2 separate regions of the Homo sapiens genome follow, and region 1 is linked to region 2. Evidence: chromatin loops called from intact Hi-C (ENCODE). Cell type or tissue: Caco-2. All regions are shown on one strand. Links, peaks and the distances in the headings refer to the core of each region. The heading gives the core; the rest is flanking DNA. Region 1 overlaps LMCD1-AS1 (LMCD1 antisense RNA 1). Region 2 has its middle 410 kb from the start of LMCD1-AS1.

The links. Peaks named below come from ENCODE experiments on the same cell type or tissue, not always from the same donor. Only the 100,000 strongest peaks of a DNase experiment are listed, where the experiment ranks them.
Region 1: a loop joins it to region 2, with 26 times the contacts of the local background. A loop is called at or near these places in 3 of 110 quality-filtered maps.

Annotation. Positions count from the first base shown.
Region 1 is chr3:8,411,449-8,421,685 of GRCh38, forward strand. The region is part of intron 3 of LMCD1-AS1 (LMCD1 antisense RNA 1); the gene reads right to left. Among named protein-coding and RNA genes, the nearest start is that of LMCD1-AS1, 85 kb to the right of the region's middle. RefSeq lists an enhancer at 136-636. In Caco-2, for the core only: a CTCF peak has its summit at 6,106 (motif pointing left); no DNase peak of the experiment used is centred there.
Region 2 is chr3:8,091,290-8,101,526 of GRCh38, forward strand. No RefSeq gene overlaps it. Among named protein-coding and RNA genes, the nearest start is that of LMCD1-AS1, 410 kb to the right of the region's middle. In Caco-2, for the core only: CTCF peaks have their summits at 4,608 (motif pointing right) and 4,809; a DNase peak (open chromatin) is centred at 4,622.

The sequences.
Region 1 (10,237 bases), core at 1,129-9,128, 320 kb after region 2:
TGATCACGCCACTACTCTCCAGCCTGGGTGACAGAGTGAGACCCTGTCTCAAAAACAACACAACAGTATTGAAGATACAGAGAGGCAATTACTCCCCGCTCCCTACCACTGCCAGGGTGGTCCATCCCTCATCGTCTCCCAACTGAATCTTTGCAACAGCCCCCTAGCTGACCTCCCTGCATCTACCCATTGTCTCCATCATTCTTTTCACAGCACCTCAGCCAGAGCAATCTAGTGAAAGCCTGGGCAAAAACTCGCCCTCAGTAGCCCCTGTCTCACTTGGGGTGAAAGCATGGGGGAAAACTCCCCCTCAGTGGCCCCTGTATCACTTGGGGTGAAAGCATGGGCGAAAACTCCCCCTCAGTAGCCCCTGTCTCACTTGGGGTGAAAGCATGGGGGAAAACTCCCCCTCAGTGGCCCCTGTCTCACTTGGGGTGAAAGCATGGGGGAAAACTCCCCCTCGGTGGCCCCTGTCTCACTTGGGGTGAAAGCATGGGGGAAAACTCCCCCTCGGTGGCCCCTGTCTCACATTGGGGTGAAAGCATGGGGGAAAACTCCCCCTCAGTGGCCCCTGTCTCACTTGGGGTGAAAGCATGGGGGAAAACTCCCCCTCTGTGGCCCCTGTCTCACTTGGGGTGAAAGCATGGGGGAAAACTCCCCCTCGGTGGCCCCTGTCTCACTTGGGGTGAAAGCATGGGGGAAAACTCCCCCTCAGTAGCCCCTGTCTCACTTGGGGTGAAAGCATGGGGGAAAACTCCCCCTCAGTGGCCCCTGTCTCACTTGGGGTGAAAGCATGGGGGAAAAATCCCCCTCGGTAGCCCCTGTATCACTTGGGGTGAAAGCATGGGGGAAAACTCCCCCTCAGTGGCCCCTGTATCACTTGGGGTGAAAGCATGGGGGAAAACTCCCCCTCAGTAGCCCCTGTATCACTTGGGGTGAAAGCATGGGGGAAAACTCCCCCTCAGTAGCCCCTGTCTCACTTGGGGTGAAAGCATGGGGGAAAACTCCCCCTCAGTGGCCCCTGTCTCACTTGGGGTGAAAGCATGGGGGAAAACTCCCCCTCAGTGGCCCCTGTCTCACTTGGGGTGAAAGCATGGGGGAAAACTCCCCCTCAGTAGCCCCTGTATCACTTGGGGTGAAAGCATGGGGGAAAACTCCCCCTCGGTGGCCCCTGTCTCACTTGGGGTGAAAGCATGGGGGAAAACTCCCCCTCAGTAGCCCCTGTCTCACTTGGGGTGAAAGCATGGGCAAAAACTCCCCCTCAGTGGCCCCTGTCACACTTGGGGTCAAAGCCGATGGCCTCATGATTCCCCTCTGCCCATCTCATCTCATCCCACACCCCCACTTATCCCTCCGCATAACACCACCCTCCCTGAGCTTCCTAAAACACACCAGGCCACACTTGCCTTGAGGCCCCTGCATCCTCCGTTCCTCTGCTTGGAAGACTCTTCCCCAGATATTCCTGTGGTTTCCTCCCCACGTCCTTTAGTTCTCTGACCTCCCATTAAAAATAGCAATACTTTCTACCCTGTCCCCACGCCATCCCAGCACTCCCTAACCCCCCTTCTCTGGCTTATTCTGCTCGTTAGACTTACTGCCATCTAGCATATATTCTTATTTGTTTATTGTTTAATGTAAAGTTCAAAGAAATAAGAATTGTTTGAGTCTCTGCTTTATCCTTTGTGACCAGATCAGTGTCTGTCTTGTAGAGGCACTTAATAAATATTTGTTGAAAAAAAAAAAAAAAAGGAAGAAAGGAGGGAAGGAAAGGGAAGAAGGAAGTGAAAGGAGGGGTAAGAAAGAGATCTTATCAAGGAAATGTTGTGACCAACCATGTATCTGGGAGAGAGGAAAGGGACACTCCAGCTTGAATCCAAACTTTGACCATGTCTGGTATGTCTGGCCAACTGCTGCCAGATGTTGAGGTGGGACAGCCAGAAGTCCAAGGGAATGACAGGGTGAGAAACCTCCTGGGAAGAGGACGTTCCAACAGGAATCAGGCATATTCCTGTTGGACCCAGCCTCAGAGTCTAGTGGTCAGAGTGGCAGGTTGTGCCCAAATGAAGCAGGCTGTCTCTCACTCTGACGTGTCCCAAGTTTAGCCCCATGGACTCACAGCTTAGCACCCTGGAGAGGGAGAAAACTGAAAGATCTGATTCACTCTTTGGAGCATAAGCATTATGAGACTGGACCCCACGTGGGTGCCAAGTTCAGTGTAAAAAGATATCATGCTAGATTTTGTGTTTGTGCAGCTTTCTCCACACTTCGCAAAAGCATGGCTGACACCCAGTTTGGCAACTGAGGAAGCACTCAGGCCTGGCTGCAGAGAAAGAGAGAGAGATGACGGCAGAAATGGCAACTGGGCCCATCGGGGAACTCAGTGTTTTATGGACATATTAGTAAACACAGCAGAAGATAAAAGAAAGAGAAAGGCCAGGCGTGGTGGCTCACAACTGTAATCCCAGTACTTTGGGAGGCCAAGGCGGGCAGATCACAAGGTCAGGAGATGGAGACCATCCTGGCTAACACCGTGAAACCCCGTCTCCACTAAAAACACAAAAAATTAGCCAGGTGTGGTAGCGCGTGCCTGTAGTCCCAGCTACTTGGGAGGCTGAGGCAGGAGAATGCCTTGAACCCAGGAGGCAGAGTTTGCAGTGAGCCAAGATCGCACCACTGCACTCCAGCCTGGGCTAAAGAGTGAGACTCCATTTCAAAAAAAAAGAATGAAAAAGAAAATTCTATGACACCCCAGCCACTGAAGTGATAGATTATTTGTTCATGAGCTCATGAAAATTCCCTGCCAAGACAGCAAAATGTGTGGGGTGATTTTTAAGGAATAGGGGCAGTATGAGCAAGAAGAGACCAACACCAGCAGGAATGACACTTAGGATTCCATTGGAACCCACCAGCTGATGGCTAAGATAAAATCCAATCCTAGATTTGATTTCAGAAGAGCAACTTTTGGTGCATTCTCTTTTTATTTATATAAAATTTAAGAGCCCAGAGAAAGGTGATTAATTAAATTGTTGGTTTTTGCAAAGTCAGGCTCTCCAGAAACATGCCTTATTATATGCAGGTGATTGGTTTATATGTAGAGATAGCCTCCTAAGCATGGGATTTGAAGGGCCAATTACAATATGACCACAAGCTGACTTCTTTAGTTAATTCCAATTCCTAGTGTTTCTATGAAAGTCTTCATTCAGGTAAATCTACCCATTTTAAGATTGTAACCCCTAATAATGAATAACAAAAATGCTGCTCTAGACGAAGCAATAGAACAATGAGAGGTTCATTTGTATCTCTCCAGACATCCAAAAGTGAACAGCAGACTGAAAATTCTGCCTGTGGTGACATATCAATTAGGGACATAAAGAGCTGCTTATTTAATAGAATCAATTAGGAGTCTCAACATCAAAAGGGCATCAAAAGAAAATAAATAAGTCACCTAGGGAAATACACAAGCACTGTGGATGTAAACTCTGTTTATGTTTTTTCAAGTTTAATTTTATCTTGACTTAGCGCAACCATCATTAAGCAAACATTTTTAAGTTCAATTGCCTCTTGAGTGAAGCCAGCTACCATCATTAGGCAAACATTAGGTTTGGGACATGTGTCAATACAAAAATGATTTGCTGTATTGTTTGCCACACTGATATAGAACAAATTCTGGGCCAGCTTGAGTATATCAGAGTCAGCTTGTTTTATCCTCAACTCACCACTTCCCCAACTCAACTCCAAAGCTCCTGTAGATCAGAGAAAATTTTCCATTCCCAGTGGTTTCTCTCCTTCTCCCCAATGCCTGTTATGACAGAAATGGGGGAGCTTGCTTCCCTTTTCTTCTTTTCCCTTAAGATTCAGTCAGAAGAGAGGGACTCCAACTCCAATTGGTTCAGTGATCTTTCCTTAGGGGACACATTTAACAAATCAAGCTCTCTTTGAGCTAGGTCATGTGTTGACCAATATAAAATTATAATTGTTTCTTGGACTATTTCTAGCTCAAACACCCTCAGTATCTGAACTGTAATCATATGTTGCCTTTTCGCTACTCTTCTAAAATTATCCTAGCACTACTCTGTATGAGAAAATTCATGCACAGAAGCTGACATCTGCTTTGTGTTTTCCATTCCAGTCCCAAGTCACAGATTCACAATGAGGACTTCAGCAATCTCCTGTACACTTACTTTAACATCCATGCTAATGCTCATGGCAAGCAATGGATAGAGTGGATTTTATTCAGGGCAGACCTTCTTAGTTATGGGTGTGAATCCCAAGGAAAACTCTCCAAAACTGTTGGCTGATATTCATGCGGCAAGGAGACCGGATCCAAGATATTAGGTTGTGAAAGTCAAGCCCCAGCCTCTTATGGGAAATTTTTATTAACGTTTTAAGGATCTTTTGCAAATTGAAGATGGCCATAAATTTATTTTAACACTTGTTCCTTCAAGAGAGATTTATTTTTTCAGCCCTTGAAGAAAGAGGACTGGCCTCTTCGACCAGTAAATAGGGCAGAAGTGATGATATGCCAGCCCTGGGCCTGGGCTTTTAGAAGACCGGCAGCTTCTATCTTGGTCTCTTGGAAGCCAACACCCAAGTGAGAACTGCAAAAACTCCAAGACTGTCCTGCTGTGAAAAGCCCAAGCCATGTGAGAAGACTCTGGGGATGTGACACCATGTAGAAAAGAAAGAGACCAAGAAGCATCAGGGTGTCTGACATGTAAAGGAAGACCCATCTTGAAAGCGAATCCTCCAGCCTCAGCTGCCCTCATGAATGCTAAGTGAACCAAAACAAACCACTCAGCTGAGCCTTTCCCAAATTCCTAATGCCAACAAAATTGTCAGCAATATAGGCAGGCTGTTAAAAACTATTGAGTTTGGGAATCATCTGTTATGAAGCTCTAGATGATTGGAGTATGACTGACCATGATTGGCCTATGAGAGGTTCTTTTCTTGCATATGACAAGTTTGATCCCACATCAGGGCCTTTCCATGTGCTTTTCCCTGGGATGCTCTTCTCCTAGGTGTTTTCCTGCCTAGATCCTTCTAATCATTCAGGTTGAGGATCAAACCCCTCTAGCTTGGAAAGGCCTTCTCTGACCACCCTATGTAAAGTGGGTGCATGTGAACACATGCCCTTAAGCCACCCTTTGGAAATTTCATTACTTGTTCATATGTTTACTAGTTGATAATGAAAGGAAATGCAGCTTTGCCTTCTCTATGTGTGGCCTTATTTCAATCACCCAGAACACTGTATGGCACACACAAGATATTCAGGAAATATTTGTTGGCCAAATTCATAGATAAATAATATATTTATCAAACACAAGGGAAAAAAGGAGATATAAGCATAAGTTGCCAGAATATTTGAGGAAACAAAATAGAACTCTGTCTTAGTCTGTTTGTGTTGCTATAAAGGAATATATGAGGCTGGGTAATGTGGAGAAAAAAAGGTTTATTTGGCTCATGATTCTGATGGCTGGAAAGTTCAAGATTGGGCGTCTGCATCTGGTGAGGGCCTCAGGCTGCCTCCACTCATGGCAGAAAGGGAAGGGGAGCTGGTGTGTGCAGAGATCACATGGGCAGAGGGACAGCAAAAGAGAAAGGAGGCGCAAGGCTCTTTTTAACAACCTGCTTTTCAGGGAACCCATAGAACAAGAACTCACTACCATGAGGACAGCTCCTAGCCATCCATGAGGGATCCGCCCCCATGACCAAACCCCTCCCACCAAGCCCCACCTCCAACGCTGGGGATCAAATTTCATCATGAGGGTTGGGAGGAAGAACATTCAAACTATAGCAATCTCCGAGAGGAAAAAGTTATAAATTGTGATAAGATTATGTTGTAATAAAGCAAATAAAAGCTTTTATCCCTCATTTACCTGGTTCTTGAGGTTCTTAAGTTTCCAAACTAAGAATCTAAAGGAATGTTTTAAAATTTTCCTTCCTGATTCTCCAGAGTAAAGACCTCAGACATTAAAATATCATTTACAACAGACATTATTATACAGCAACGCTTCTCGCTTAAATGCAACCCGTTCTTCTCACCTCAGGACTCAAATTTAAAAGGTATACTAAGGTGCTAATTTGTTAAGCTAAAACCCCGAAATCAAAGCTATTACCACAGTGCCACCTTGTGGCTAATGCTGATTCTGCACTTTTTTATTTTTTAGTTTTTTTGAGACAGGGTCTCACTGTCATCCAGGCTGGAGTGCAGTGGCTCAATCATAGCTCATTGCATCCTTGAACTCTGGGTTCAAGCAATCCTCTCACCTCAGCCTCCTGAGTAGCTGGAACTACAGGCACATACACCACACCTGGATAATTTTCTTTTCTGTTTTTGTTTCCTTCTTTTTTTTTTTTTTTTTTTTTGAGACAGAGTTTCGCTCTTGTTACCCAGGCTGGAGTGCAAGCAATCTCGGCTCACCTCAACCTCCACCTCCCAAGTTCAAGTTATTCTCCTGCCTCAGCCTCCCGAGTAGCTGGGATTACAGGCATGTACCACCATGCCTGTCTGATTTTTTTTTTTTTTTTTTTTTTTAGTAGAGATGAGGTTTCTCCATGTTGGTCAGGCTGGTCTTGAACTCCCAGCCTCAGATGATATGCCCGCCTTGGCCTCCCAAAGTGCTGGGATTACAGGCATGAGCCACCATGCCCGGCCTTGTTTTCTTTTTTTATAGATCAGGGTCTCAAACTCCTGGCCTCAAGCAATCCTCTTGCCTCTGCCTCCCAATGTGCTTGGATTATAGGCGTGAGCCACTGCACCGAGCAACATATTTTTCTTTTAAAACCAACTGGGAATGAATATAACTTTATATAACACCAGGTTATATAAAGTGTTTGGTGCGCATGATCTTACGTGAGATGTGGTCATTCTGAGGTCAGTAGTGTCATCCCTATGTTATGGAGATTAGGAGAGAGAAAAGGACTGTGACAAATACTTACTGATACCCAATGTGTGCTGTGTTATGCAAGGGCTTTTGAATAGCTTCTGTCTCTTAATACTTGAAATTATACTGGGATTTTGATACTATCCTCCTTTTTGTACATAAGCACATTTGTGCATGATAATGTTACGTGTCTTGTCATACATCTAGTAAATGAAGATTGGTCCCAGTAATACTGACCCCTGGAGCTGTTTTCAATCTATGGTATAGCATTGCCTCTCCCACAAAGTTAAACTTCTTCACCAAGTTTGACAAGCCTGTCAATTTGAGACAAAACTCAAACCCCAGACTTCTGGCTCTAATGTTCATTCATTCAACAAACACTCACTGAGCTCTGATATGGTTTGGATCTATGTTCCCACCAAATCTCATCTCAAACCGTAATCCCTAATGTTGAAGGTGGGGCCTGGTGGGAGGTAACTGGGTCGTGATGGTGAATTTCACATGAGTGGTTTAGCGTCCCTCCCTCGGAACTGCCCTCATGTTAGTGAGTTCTCACAAGATCTGTTTATTTAAAAGTGTGTGGCACCTCCCCACTCTTTTGCTCCTTCTCCAGCCATGTGATGCGGCTGCTCCCCCTTTGCCTTCCACTATGATTGTGAGTTTCCTGAGGCCTCCCCGGAAGCCAAGCAGATGCCAGCATCGTGCTTCGTGTACAGCCTGAAGAACCACGAACCAATTAAATCTCTTTTCTTTATAAGTTACCCAGTCTCTGGCATTTCTTTATAGCAATGCAAGAATGGACTGATACAAGCTCCTACTGCATGCAGAGACTGTGCTGGACACCAAGGATATGCCAGCAAACTGTCTATCATTATGTTCTTTCTATAGCCTTAGAAAACCAAGTATCACCCATGTCTTTCAAAGTTTGGCCCACATATCAAAATCCAGTAAGCTCTAGGAAATTCTGGATGATGTGTTCATTCATTCACTCATTCATTCAATAGTCATTAAAAACCTGGAAAAAAGCCTACTGTGGGCAAAAGCAGAGGTGGTTCCTGGCATCATGGAAATTATATCCTGGTCGAGGAGAAAGACATTAATCAAGTAATCACAATAAAATGCAAAATTCCCATACGGTCAACACAATACAACTCTCCTAATTAAATGCTCTTATGTACCACACAAAAGCATGTGATTGGGAGAGTTGACCAGTTCAGGAGGTCAGCTCACACGCCCCTGAAGAAGTGATGACGGGCCAATAGGACAAGTAGGAGTTAGGAAGGAAAAGGGGGAAGGAAAGAATTCCAGGCAGAGGGTTCTGAGGTGCAAAGGCCCTGAGACACTTGTGAGAGATGATATGTGTATGATCCTAAAACTAAAATCCTTTCCCAGGGCTTCTGCCTTACATTAGAAAATGGAAATACATTCTCAGCACTTCAGCTGCTGCTCCAATGTGCTCAGAATCTTTAGGAACCTAAAAACTTGGAACAACTCCTAAATGCCCACCTTGTGACCATGAACTATTAAAAAGAGCCTCAAATATGTGTGGTAGTTTTACTTTCTAAAGTACTTTTCCATTCACCTTATTTTGACTCTCTCCCGCAAGCCACGTGGGCTAGGTGAATTGTATGCTTATTCTCGCACGCCAGAAAGAGGCACCCCAGAAAGGCTGGGTGACTTGTCCACATTAGTGCATTAGTATGTGGCCCAAGCAAACCTTCATTCCATCCCAATCTAATTATCTGTCCACCAGTCTTCCTCACAATGTAATTTAGCCCCCAGTTACTGCTAACTTACCGTACTGCAATGGGCAACTAACCATTTGGTGCCTAAGTTAAAAATAAATCTAATGTTCGTATTATTCATACTCTTAGCCTTCTGTGCAACAATTTTGTTGTATGATTTTATCAGCAGGAAATACTTTGGTTAATACTTTGGCCTTAAAAATAGATAAACATCTTCTATTTTCTTGGCTATCATATCAACACTCAACTGGGGGACTTAATCAACAACTGATCAATTCAAACTAGTTTAATTAATTTTTTCCACTGAATTGCTCTACTCTAATGACTTTTTATCAAAGTGATCAGTTATGTGAGAATTGGGAAGACAGAACAGGATAATTCAATTAATTTTAAATTTCATGAGAGGGTGGGATTGGGGTGAGTTGAGTAAAAACTGTCATTTACTATTTTCTGTAGATAAAATTTAAACTAGAGAAAATTGCGTTCTCCAAAACAGTTGCCAGAAAGAAAAGCAAACCCTGTCTTTCATTCATGTATGCATGCATGCAATCATGAATTCATTCAATCAGTCAGTTAACATTAATTTTGGATCTACTAAGCGCCAGATCTGTGCCAAGTGGAATGCTATGGAAATGATTCAGAGGAGTATATAGTACAAACCTGTGCCAATTACCAATGTATTATTGCCTTTCAGCTAGCTATAGATCCATCTTTCATTGCCTGCTCTGTGAAAAGTTCTTTGAAGATGACATCATGCAATACTTTGTCAGTAGAGAATGCTGGAGAGACACTGCAGGAAGAAGGGGAGTCTCTCTTCTGGTGCTCTTCTGTTGGCTTCTGGCTTCTACCAAGAGCTGCTGCCAGCAACATGTTAGGAGAGAACATTGGCGCTCATCCTCATGGAGTTTCAGCAACATCCCCAGGGATGGGTTTCCAGTGAGTCTTGCAGGCCCCCTAGCAATCTGCTCCCAGCCTCAGTCCACCTGCACTTATGAGGGGTATCTCCTGCTTGCTGGTCTCTTCCTCCATTTTCTACTCACCCCTGCTCAGAGGACTACTTCCTGCTTGTAACTGCATACCAGCTCTGGTCAGGGTAACTCAGAGAACCACCCCACACAGTGGACTGTAGCCACATCTTCAGCAAGTTCTGAATCCCAGCTTTGAGGGATGGACTCTTTCCAAGTGGATCCTCCTTTAGGATTCTTCTTCAGTCCTAGGATACTCTGCAGCATTCTCTTTACACCATTATAGATCATCTCTGATTTAGTTAATAATCAGAGATTTAGCGGTGTTTCTTAACTGAGGTGCATTTCACAGACAAGAGGACTTTGGTAATGACTGGAGACACTGTTGGTCGTCACCACTGCAGTAGGGGTAGGAGGTGGGTTGCTACTGGCATCTAGTGGGTAGAGGCCAGAAATGCTGTTGAACATCCAAAAATGCACAGGACAGTGCCCAGAATACAGAATCCTTCAGCCCCACATGTTAGTGGGGCTGAGGTTAAGAAACTCTATGGCAAATGGTTCTCATTCGAGTTACTGTGTGGTTTCTTTCTCCTGATTTGACCCTGACTGATGCAGAGGGTGAGAAGGACATGAAGGCAGATAA
Region 2 (10,237 bases), core at 1,171-9,170:
AATATGACATCTGGGTTAAGGAGAAGCTTACTTTATATGGCAAATTGACTAGTACATAGTAGACCTCAATGAATAATAATTTGTTGAAAGTTTTCCTCTTCCAAGGCTCAGTTTCTTCATCTGTGAATTAAGGATGTTGCTCAAGAAGGTGAGCTTGTGCCTTCATTACCTTCATGGGTGGTGAACATTTCCCACGACGGTCCGTTCCCACACTCCACCTTGCACCCTTCTCAAAACAGTGTCCTCAAAGCTTCTACCAGTCATGCACAATTGGCTCTTGAAAAGAAACAATTTATCCTCTATTATGTAAGTATATTTTGCCCTCCAAGCTCTGAAGTTCATGACTCCATGATTCCCAAACTATTGAAATATTTAGAATAATCCCGATTCCTCTTAAAGTATTGTCATTGCAACAAACGGAAAATGCTTGCAACATCAACAACTGCACTAAACTACCCACTACAGACCTAGGTGATTAATTACTTAATTATTAATGATCACTTCACTTTTTGCTGCAGCATTTATAGTATCTTTTTATATTTAGGATGTAAAAAACACTTTAGCTCTTTTGAATGACAAGGTGAGCAGAGGTATCTCTCCATTAAAATTTTCTCTATAATTTGTGAGTCATAACAAACTATATTTTTATCTATACTTTTGAATCATCAAACAAGAAACTTAAGATGAAAGAACTGGTGCCAACAGAGATCGAGGCAGGGAGAGGAGAATGCTAGTAAATAAAAGCAGAGCCTCGGAGACTTAAAAACAGTATCGACTGTGTCCAAAGCATTGTATCAGGCCTTTAGGGATCTCAAAGCAGATAATGACAAAGTGTATTCTCAAGGACCTCATTGTCTAGATAGAGATGTAGTGGAATCCTAGCAAGATAAATACAAATACTGAGACTCATGCTAAATCTTAGATATGTGGGAGGATATATTTTAAAAATTCAGAGAAAGGTCATGTGGACTGGGACTCAGACAAGATCTTAAAGATAGCCCCTTGGAGGATACAGGACCCCTTTCTGTAGCCTGTAGCACCTAGTCAAGTGTCTGATATACAGCTGACACTAAATAAATGTTTGGAGAACTCTGCTGACATAAGGTGCACTTAGTCAAGTAAAGAAGAGAACATCAAAATTGGGGTGGATAGCAGAAGTAAGGCAGGGGTCTGCTCCTGCTGGGCTCTGGAACATAGAATGCTGGCCTGGAGCAAAGGGTTCAAAAGGGGAGAAGAGGGTGATTCTTTCTGCACTCTGTCCCTGAGCAATCTCACTCCCATCTGTGGCTCAACTATGCTTTCTGCTCCAAAGACTCCCATGTGTCACTTAAATGCTAGTCTAACAAACTTTCACACACTTCCCCCACACAACCACTGGACATTCCTCTTGGAATATCTCACAGAGATGTCAAAATCAAGTGGTCTAAAGCTCCTTTCCTAAACCTCCTCTTGAATTTCCTTTTTCTGATATTGGGAGCATCTTCACGCAGACTGGAAATTGTGCTGGCATCTTTAACCCCCTCCTCCTCTTAGGCATCTCTGTTGATTCCCCATCAGAAAATGATTCTACATGCATAGTTGCCCACATGCCATCTTCACTGGCAGCACATGATGGCACCTGTGGTTCAGACCTCCTTGCATCTCCTTTGAGTAATTTTCTTTCCTTACCTCTGCCCAGAACCCACTGCAATCACTTCTGTCATATTAACCTCTTGGGAGAAGAGCTCAGACCTTGCCTTCTTTCATGCAAGCATCCATTACACTGAGTTAGTTCTTACTGTGTGCTCAGCACTGAGTTCTGTGATCGTCACCCCCACACACAACCAGAGACAATATTTCCTTCTCCTTCTTTGGATCATATTTATTCAATTCAGCTTTTGTCTCCCCTTATAAATTTGTGAGCTACTTGAAACCATGTTCATGTTTGTCACTGTATCCATATCACACAGTCTTGCATACCACTGGCACTTAACCAATGTATGTAGAAAAAAAGAAATTAATGAGGGAGGCTGGGACTAGAGGGCTAGAGAATCCTCAATGCCAGGCTAAGGAATTTGGCCATCATCATTTAGGTATTCTGGAGCTTCTGAAGTTCTTGGCTCTGTCGAGCAACATCTGCAAGGCTATGAATTAGGAAGATTGCTCTGGTGCCAACAGGTAGAATGATCTGGAGGGGAGGAATCAGCTGCATAGAAAGAGCCTCGATTTTCTGGGGAAATGTGATGCAAATGAAAAACTGGTTAGGAGAAAATAAGCATAGGCATTAAAATAGAAATTTAGAGAAAAAAAAGATAATCAGTCTATCATTTAGAATATCTGTATTTCTAAAGGATCACATGAAGTGTCATTATAGTATCCAACAGTTGTCTGTGGTAATGAGGTGGGGAGGACAGTGTTAACATAAAGTCACATTAAACATTTTCTGGGATAAAAAATCGTAAAAATAAATACACATATACTAACAAAAATAAACTTTTGTTATGCCATTATATATATATATAGATATATAGATATCTATATATATATCTATATATATAGATATATATATAGATATCTATATATATATATCTTTCTCTCTCTCTCTCTCTCTCTCGCACACACACCCCCACACACTTAAACAAACACACATCTAAGGCCAGAAAAGGGAAATTTAAAAGATGGCTTAGCTTACCTTATTTGCACTGCCCTGACTATCTGCTGATATAGGTATGTGTGAGTAAGGAAAGGGTTACAGAAAACTCCAATGGAAGGGAGGTGATTGAAGAGGTGCCACAAAGGGTATTACCAGACGCTGGGGAAGTTGGAAAATTGCACCATCCTTATATTCACATTACGTGTACGCTGCACCAAAAGCTTCTCTCACTGATGTATCAGTTTGGTCAGAAAACTTGGTCCTATTCCCAATGGGACTGGGCAGGTATAAGGGTGAATAAAGATGCCCACAAAGGTGCTGATGAGTAATGAGAGAAAATAAGTCCTGGCCTCCTGGGTTTGGAAATGCACTTTCTTTATCTCAAAACAAAATTTGTAGATAGCTGTCAAGCTTTAAAGATGCACACTTCCCAGGACCAGACCACCAGAATTTATTAATTCAGTGACACTTCTTATTTGTTCTATATCAGCTTCTAGGATTTAAGGAGATCCAATGGCAAACCAGACAGGCTTGATCCTTGTGCTCATGAGTGTACGGTCTAGCCATGAGAATAAACATTCAGCCATTAACCACCATTAACTACAATGAGTATAGTGACTGGGGAGGTACAGGCCTCACGGGGCAGTCAGCAGGGTCAGAGGAGAGTAGCCAAAACTGGCAAAGCATATTGAGAAAGACCAAGAGAAAGTGGCATTAAGACTGAGACCAGAGAGTAAAAGGAGGTAGCAAGTGAAGTGGTGAGGAAACATCTTGCAGAGGAAAGGCTGTGTGCAAAGGCCAGGTGATTTGAGGAACTGGAAGCAGCTCAGTGTGGCTGGAATATTGAGGAGAGGCTGAAGAGTGATGAGAATTAAAAGTAGAGAGTATTAAAATGAATGTTTGCTGGGGCGAGGCATACAACCTTTATTCTAGGTGCATCAAAAAATCACAGAAGTCTTTAATGCAGAAAATTGAGAATATGAGCTTTATCACTGATAAAAGTTATCTGGCTGACAGGAGGAGAATGAACCAAAGGAGAAATCACTGAAAGCTGGTGGTTGAAGATGCCACCATCTCCTTCTGTCATCTTGAGTGACTTCTTTCATTGTTACATACACAGTTGCCTGGTTTGAGAAAAAAAAAAAAAAAACCCAACAACAACAAAAAATCCTAACCTGACATCTCATCAATTGTGAGATTTTTCTGAGCTGGTCATTTTGGATAATGTTATGGAAAAGCCAGCAGAATCTGAGTAATTATTTCATTCAGTCATTCACTCATCTACATAGGTGGAGTAATCAAGGTAAAGTCTTCTTCCCCATTGTGTTCTCTGTCCTGCCAGGGAAAGAGACAAAGGAATCGATAATTCCAATACAGTGGAATGACGGCTAAAACAGACAAGGGTGCTCAAGTCATAGGACGAGTATAAATAGGGAAAGTTAATTCTGTTGTGGGATGTCAGGAAGTGCTTTCAGGAAAACTGACACTTAAGCAGAATAATCAATAAAACTGTTAATATTATTGATTAATAAAAGAATAATAATGTTAATATGATTAATAAAACAATTCATTATAAAATATGTACTGATAAGCCTTGAGTGTTTTTTCTTACATTGTCTTATTAAACACCATAAAAACCCTGCAAAGTAGGTATTTGTAAGCTATTGTGCAAATGACGAAACCAGAGACACAAAACATTAGACAACAAGCTCTATAGTTCAGCTTGTGTAGCCCAATTCAAAGTCTATTCCCTTTCCACTGAAACACGCTGCTAGGATTTAACCACATGTACAGAGAAAGGAAAGGTATTTTAGGTAGATGAAACAGCCTGAGCAAAAGCAGTGAGCAAGAAGAGGCATGGGACATATGGGATGTGAATGTGATTACTCTGCATGCAGAGAAGGTCCATGCGGGAATCTGTTGAGAGGGGAAACAGGAGAAACAAGCTAAGTGCAGGCCCTGACCAGCAATGGGCTGGACTTCACTGTGACAACAGAGCCTCAGAAGACAACTGAGCCAGCAGGTGGCGAGAGTAGATCCACGTTTTATAAGGGGTACTCCGTCAGCCTCATTGGTGGGGATATGGAGCTACAGGCAGGGAGGAGGGCTGCAGGAATCTGGGGAAGAGAGGCTGGGGTCTGCACGAGGGCATAGCAATGCTAATAAAGAAGGCAGCTAAAAGAAGTGAAAGTGGATAGAGAAATGACTAAGCAAAGCATGGGGCAATTCTTATTTTCCATTGTTGAAAACAAAATTAAAGCTCTGAATATTACTCTTAGAAAGGAAAGCTTTCATGCTACAGATCATGGTAAAATCAAGTTAATGCATATTTTGAGATGAATCCATTGTATAACTATGCATATATTCGAAAAAGAATCATTCACTTAAAGTGTATGTGTGTGTGTGTGTTTGTATGCTTGCTCTTTGTGTATGTTGTATCAGTAAAATACATCCAGATAATATATCCAATTATCATGTAATAGGAAGCATTTTGGCAAAATATATCAGTAAGTCCAAAATAGACTTTCTCTGTCCACATAAAATTCTGTCAATGGCCTAATTATGTAGCATATCTCAAAGCCAGATTATTTTATTTGATAATTTACTACAAATGAAATTCATTTTCATATAATATCTCCAAGTTACATCTACAATGTTGTCTCCATAGACAAGTGTCAAAAGCAATGATTCTGAAAAATTTTGACTCTGGGAAATCAATCTTTCTAGCATGCAAGGAAGCTTTTGCACTGTTGCCATTTAAAAAGAAATGGAGTAAAATTTAGGGTGAGAGGGTTATACAATGTCCTTGAGGCTCTGAGCCTCTTTCTTTTCTAGTCTTGATTATCTATTTTCATCTTATCATGTTCTCGTTGGAAAACACCTTAAACCTCTAGAAAGAGGCAGAAGTTAAAATAAATAAACACAAATATTCTAAGTTTTGATAATGGCTATGCAGAGAGTGAGAAATGATACTTGGGGAGAAGGCAAAGTGCATGATAGGACAGCTGCAATGCACTGGCAACTGCTCGTAGCTACCTCTCAAAAAAGTATTCATGATATGTTTTTCTCCATGACATCTGAAAACTCCTGAGAACAGGGACTGGACTTAATTATGACCTTCTTTATCCCCAGGGCCTACCAGATATTCTTGATCTAGACATTATGACCAGATCTGTGCTGTTTCTCACTTTAATACAGGGACAGGAGTGAAGTGTCCAGGCTCATCAACAGTCTGTGTGCAAAGTTACAGAAAATTTCTTCTCACAGCCTTTGAGAGAGAAAATTCTATGGTGAGACTTTGAGGCATAATTTGACTGTGTACTGCAAAGACAACATTTTAAATTTTGTTATATCGCATGTCTTATTTATATCTAGATTACTGGAAATTTATAAGTGACTATAATCTGTGCTATCGTTTCTAGTTTGGAAATGCATAGAATCTTGTGTGGCTGACTAGCTGTCTTAGACTAGTTTATAATTAGGTAAACTTCTGCAAGTAGCTAACCTTTATTGTGGTAAAATATATGTAACATAAAATCTACCGTCTTAACCATTTTTAGGTGTACAGTTCATTGGTATTGGGTACATTCACATTGTTGTGCAGTGACACCACCATCCAACGCCGGAACTTTTTCATCTTCCCAGGCTGCAACTCTGTACTCATTAAATACCAACTCTCCCTTCCTCACTTTCCCTGACCCCTGGTAATGTCTATTCTACTTTCTGTCTCTATGACTATTCTGCTTATCTCACATGAGTAGAATCACACAATATATGTCATTTTGTGATTGTTTTATTCAACTTAGCATAATGTTTTCAAGGTTCATTCATATTGTAACATGTACCAGAATTTCATTCCTTTTTAAGATGGAGCAATATTTCGTTTTGTGTATGCGTGCATATGTGTGTTTACACCACATATTATATACTTATCCATTCATCCATTAATGGGCATTTTGGCTGTCTCCACCTATTGGCTATTGTGATTAATGCTGCTAAGAACATTGATATACAAATATCTGTTTCAATCCTTTCTATTATTTTGGGAATGTATCTAGAAGTGGAAATTCTGGATCATGTGGTAATTCTAGGTTTAATATGTTTGAAGAAATTCCATAATATTTTTCCCAGGGGTAGCACCAGCTTACATTTCCACCAACGGTGCGCAAGGGTTCCAATGTATCCACATCCTCATCAACACGTGTTACTTTGTTTTCTTTTTTGTGTGCATTTATTACTCTTTCTTATTGATACATAATAGATGTACATATCTTCAGGGCACATGTGATAATTTCATACATTCATATAATGTGTAAAGTTCGAATCATGGTAATTGGGATATCTATCACTTTCAATATTTATCTTGTGTTTATGCTAGAAACATAGAATTATCCTCTTCTAGCTATTCTGAAATTTACAGTAGATTATAGTTAACCATATTTGTTTTGCTTTGTTTTTCATAACAGCCATCCTAATGCATGTGAAGCAGTGTCTTCTTGTGGTTTTGGTTGGCATTTCCTTAATGATTAGTAATGTTGAACATCTTTTCCTGTCCTTATTGGCCATTTGTATTTCTGCTTTAGAGAATTGTCTATTCAAGTCTTTTGCCCATTTTTTTATTGTGTTGTTTGGTTTTTCTTATTATATTGCAAGCAGCTTTCTACAAAAAGAAAAAAAATTCTTCTAGATCCAACTTCTAAAGTTAGAGTTGGCAAACTATCACAGTGGGGTCTCTGTTGTTATAAGTAAAGTCTTATTAGAACATAGCCGCGCTCATTTATCGATGCAATGTCTACTGCTGTTTTCATGCTACAAAGGCACAGTTAAGTAATTAGAGACCATATGGACCACAGGCCTAAAATATGTACTGTCTTTATCTTTACATAAAAAGTTTGTCAACCACTGTTCTAAAGATGTCATCTGGTTGAGCTATTGCTAAAGAAGTACCTGGAAATAAGAATTATATCTTTTTTTCTGTTTTTAAGATTTTTAGCCTGTACAATGTAGTCCATGGTCATCCCTATAGTTTATGGTTGCCAGATAAAATACAGCAAGGGACATACTTGCACTAAAACACATTTGTTATCTGAAATTCACATTTACGTAGGTATCCTGTAATTTATTTGCCTAACCTGCAACCCTACTGTGGTTTCATGAAACCAGGATCAGTAATGAGCCCTACCCGTTTTAAGAAGCAGGAATAGTTTTTAACAAGTTTTACATCTTTTCCTCAACATCTGCAATTATTTATTCCTACTACTTCCTCTTCCTAGAAGGTTTTTTGCCATGTCATCTGGCTTCTACTCCTATTCTACTTTGATACTCAGAACCATGTGAAACCTTTATGGATCATACCCCAGCAGAGGTTGGATGCCCCTTCTCTATGATCTCATTGAACACTCTTAAAAATAATAAACAAGAGCTAAGACACAGTTGCAGGTTTCTATGTGTTAGGTACTTGAGAACATATCATAGGGCCTCAACAAATAGTGGATGAATGGACTTAAGACAAGTGGGATAGGGCATAAGTTAAATCACTGATGGACACCTCTTTTGCCCCCTCTTTAATTATCCTGAACAGCCAGACTTGTTCTCAGCTGTTTAAGAAGTTGCATGAAACTGGCTTCTGCTCTGTCTCTCTACCATCACCCTTCTGGGCCTTCCCCTCAGCCCTATGCACATGGTGTTCCTCTTGCTGCATCTAGGACCACAGCATCCCAGCAACACATAGTTCCCAATACACTTACCTATTGTTATCCACCAAAATTTATCCTTCTTGTGTCCCAATCCTTCAAGATGCCAGCTTTTGCTCCTTAGGGATAATGGATGCTAAAATATTTGCTGCAAATATATGTTAACTTACATGCTCTTGCTTGTAATGGAAAGATCTTTAGGATGAGTCTTAGGAGAGGTGCTAATCTTATGAAGAATTTTACAGTTGGGTTTTTTAAAATCTGACTCAGAGGCAGCAGCTAGGGCCACATACAAGGGAAAAATCTCCCTCATTTGGCTGTTCTGCCAGTCTTTGCCTATTTGCCCCTTAATGTATTCCTTGTGCTTCTCTTCTGCTCTCTGCTGTAAGGGACTGACTCTACAATCTACAGTCCCCAAGGTTCCTTGCCAAGTGACATCCAGTAAGGGTCAGCCAGCAAGAGGCTCCATGGAGAACCCACAGTATTTGTCTCCCTCTCCGTTTGTTATGGGCTGTATCTCTTGCAGTGGCTGTGTCTTCACTGTGGTTTCAGTTCATGCAGGGCAGCCCTGGCTCCTGAGCTCTGGCACCACCATCTCCTCCTTTTGTTCCTCAAGCCTCAGAGTGATAATGGCTTCTGGCAGTTGCTAACCATGAAGATGCCTCCCATCTCATTTGGCTTTTGAACCATTCTGTCATCCTTCTAACTAGTTGCTTCCATTCTACTCTTGCTACTGAATTCCTGGCATACTTTGTTTTGTTGACTGGACCCTGACGGATAAAACTCTCCTTCAGGAAGGGGGTTGGAGAAAGCCTGCCATTAGCCCCTAGGACAGTTCCATGGCTAGGAGAAAAGGGACTGCCCCATATTCCTCAGAATCCTAATCCTACATGTATTCATTCTAGATTTGAATAAAGCAAGGTAAGAAGAGGAGGATTAGGGAGGAAAGGCAGGGAGAAATGTCACCAATATTCACTTATTACTTACATGCCTAGGATTTTTAATTGCTCCTTAGAATGATCCTTCACGGTAAGTATTATTATCCTCAAGGATTGAAGAACAACCATTTAAGGGAAGCAATGAAGAGCTTTTGCTTTGAAAGGTTGAGCTGCATTTCCAAGGTTACAAAGCTAGTGAACCTTGTGCTGTAACTTCAACCTAGACGGGTCTTTTTCTACTTTGCCTTACTGAAAAGAAAGAATTTTTTTGAAAAGGCAAAAACTGGAATTGACAAAATCAAATTATGCAAAAATAATTGCTCAACTTTTACACAATTCTGAAATAATTCCTTAAGCCTAGATTTCTTTACATTCACGTATGATGAAGAAATTGATGTATTTTCTGCAAAACTAATTGGAATTAACCAGATAGACAACTTTAGATGATACATGTTCTAAAAGTTAATGTCATGTCCAGAAACCTTATTATCTCATAGTATTTTATGATGCTATCAGGTGGCCCTGTGAGCCTATCAGTCTATATTCATGAATCCCTAGAAGATCTAACTCCAGCTGACCATGAAATTAAGCACATTTTTAGATGACCACTGGGGACAGGTCAATGACAGATATTAAGAGTCACTCCAACTCCACAGGTACATCTGAACACAGAGGGCTAGCTTGTCTACCTTTGGTATTGAGTAATGTTCCATTGGCTTCATTAAGCTCATGTTGACTCAATAATTTTTCTAGTGAACTCAGAGCCAAAAATAGGTACTTTATATTATCTGTTAGAGTTCAAGATAATTGCATAATTATTGTGGTATCTGAAAGCCATTGAATAATTGTAGCCATGTTATTTTAACATGAAAAAATAGGAAAGTCTTAAAACAAATGTGCAAATGAATAATACTTTTTTTTGTTTTGTTTGTCTGTTTTTGAGACGGAGTCTTGCTCTGTCACCAGGCTGAGTG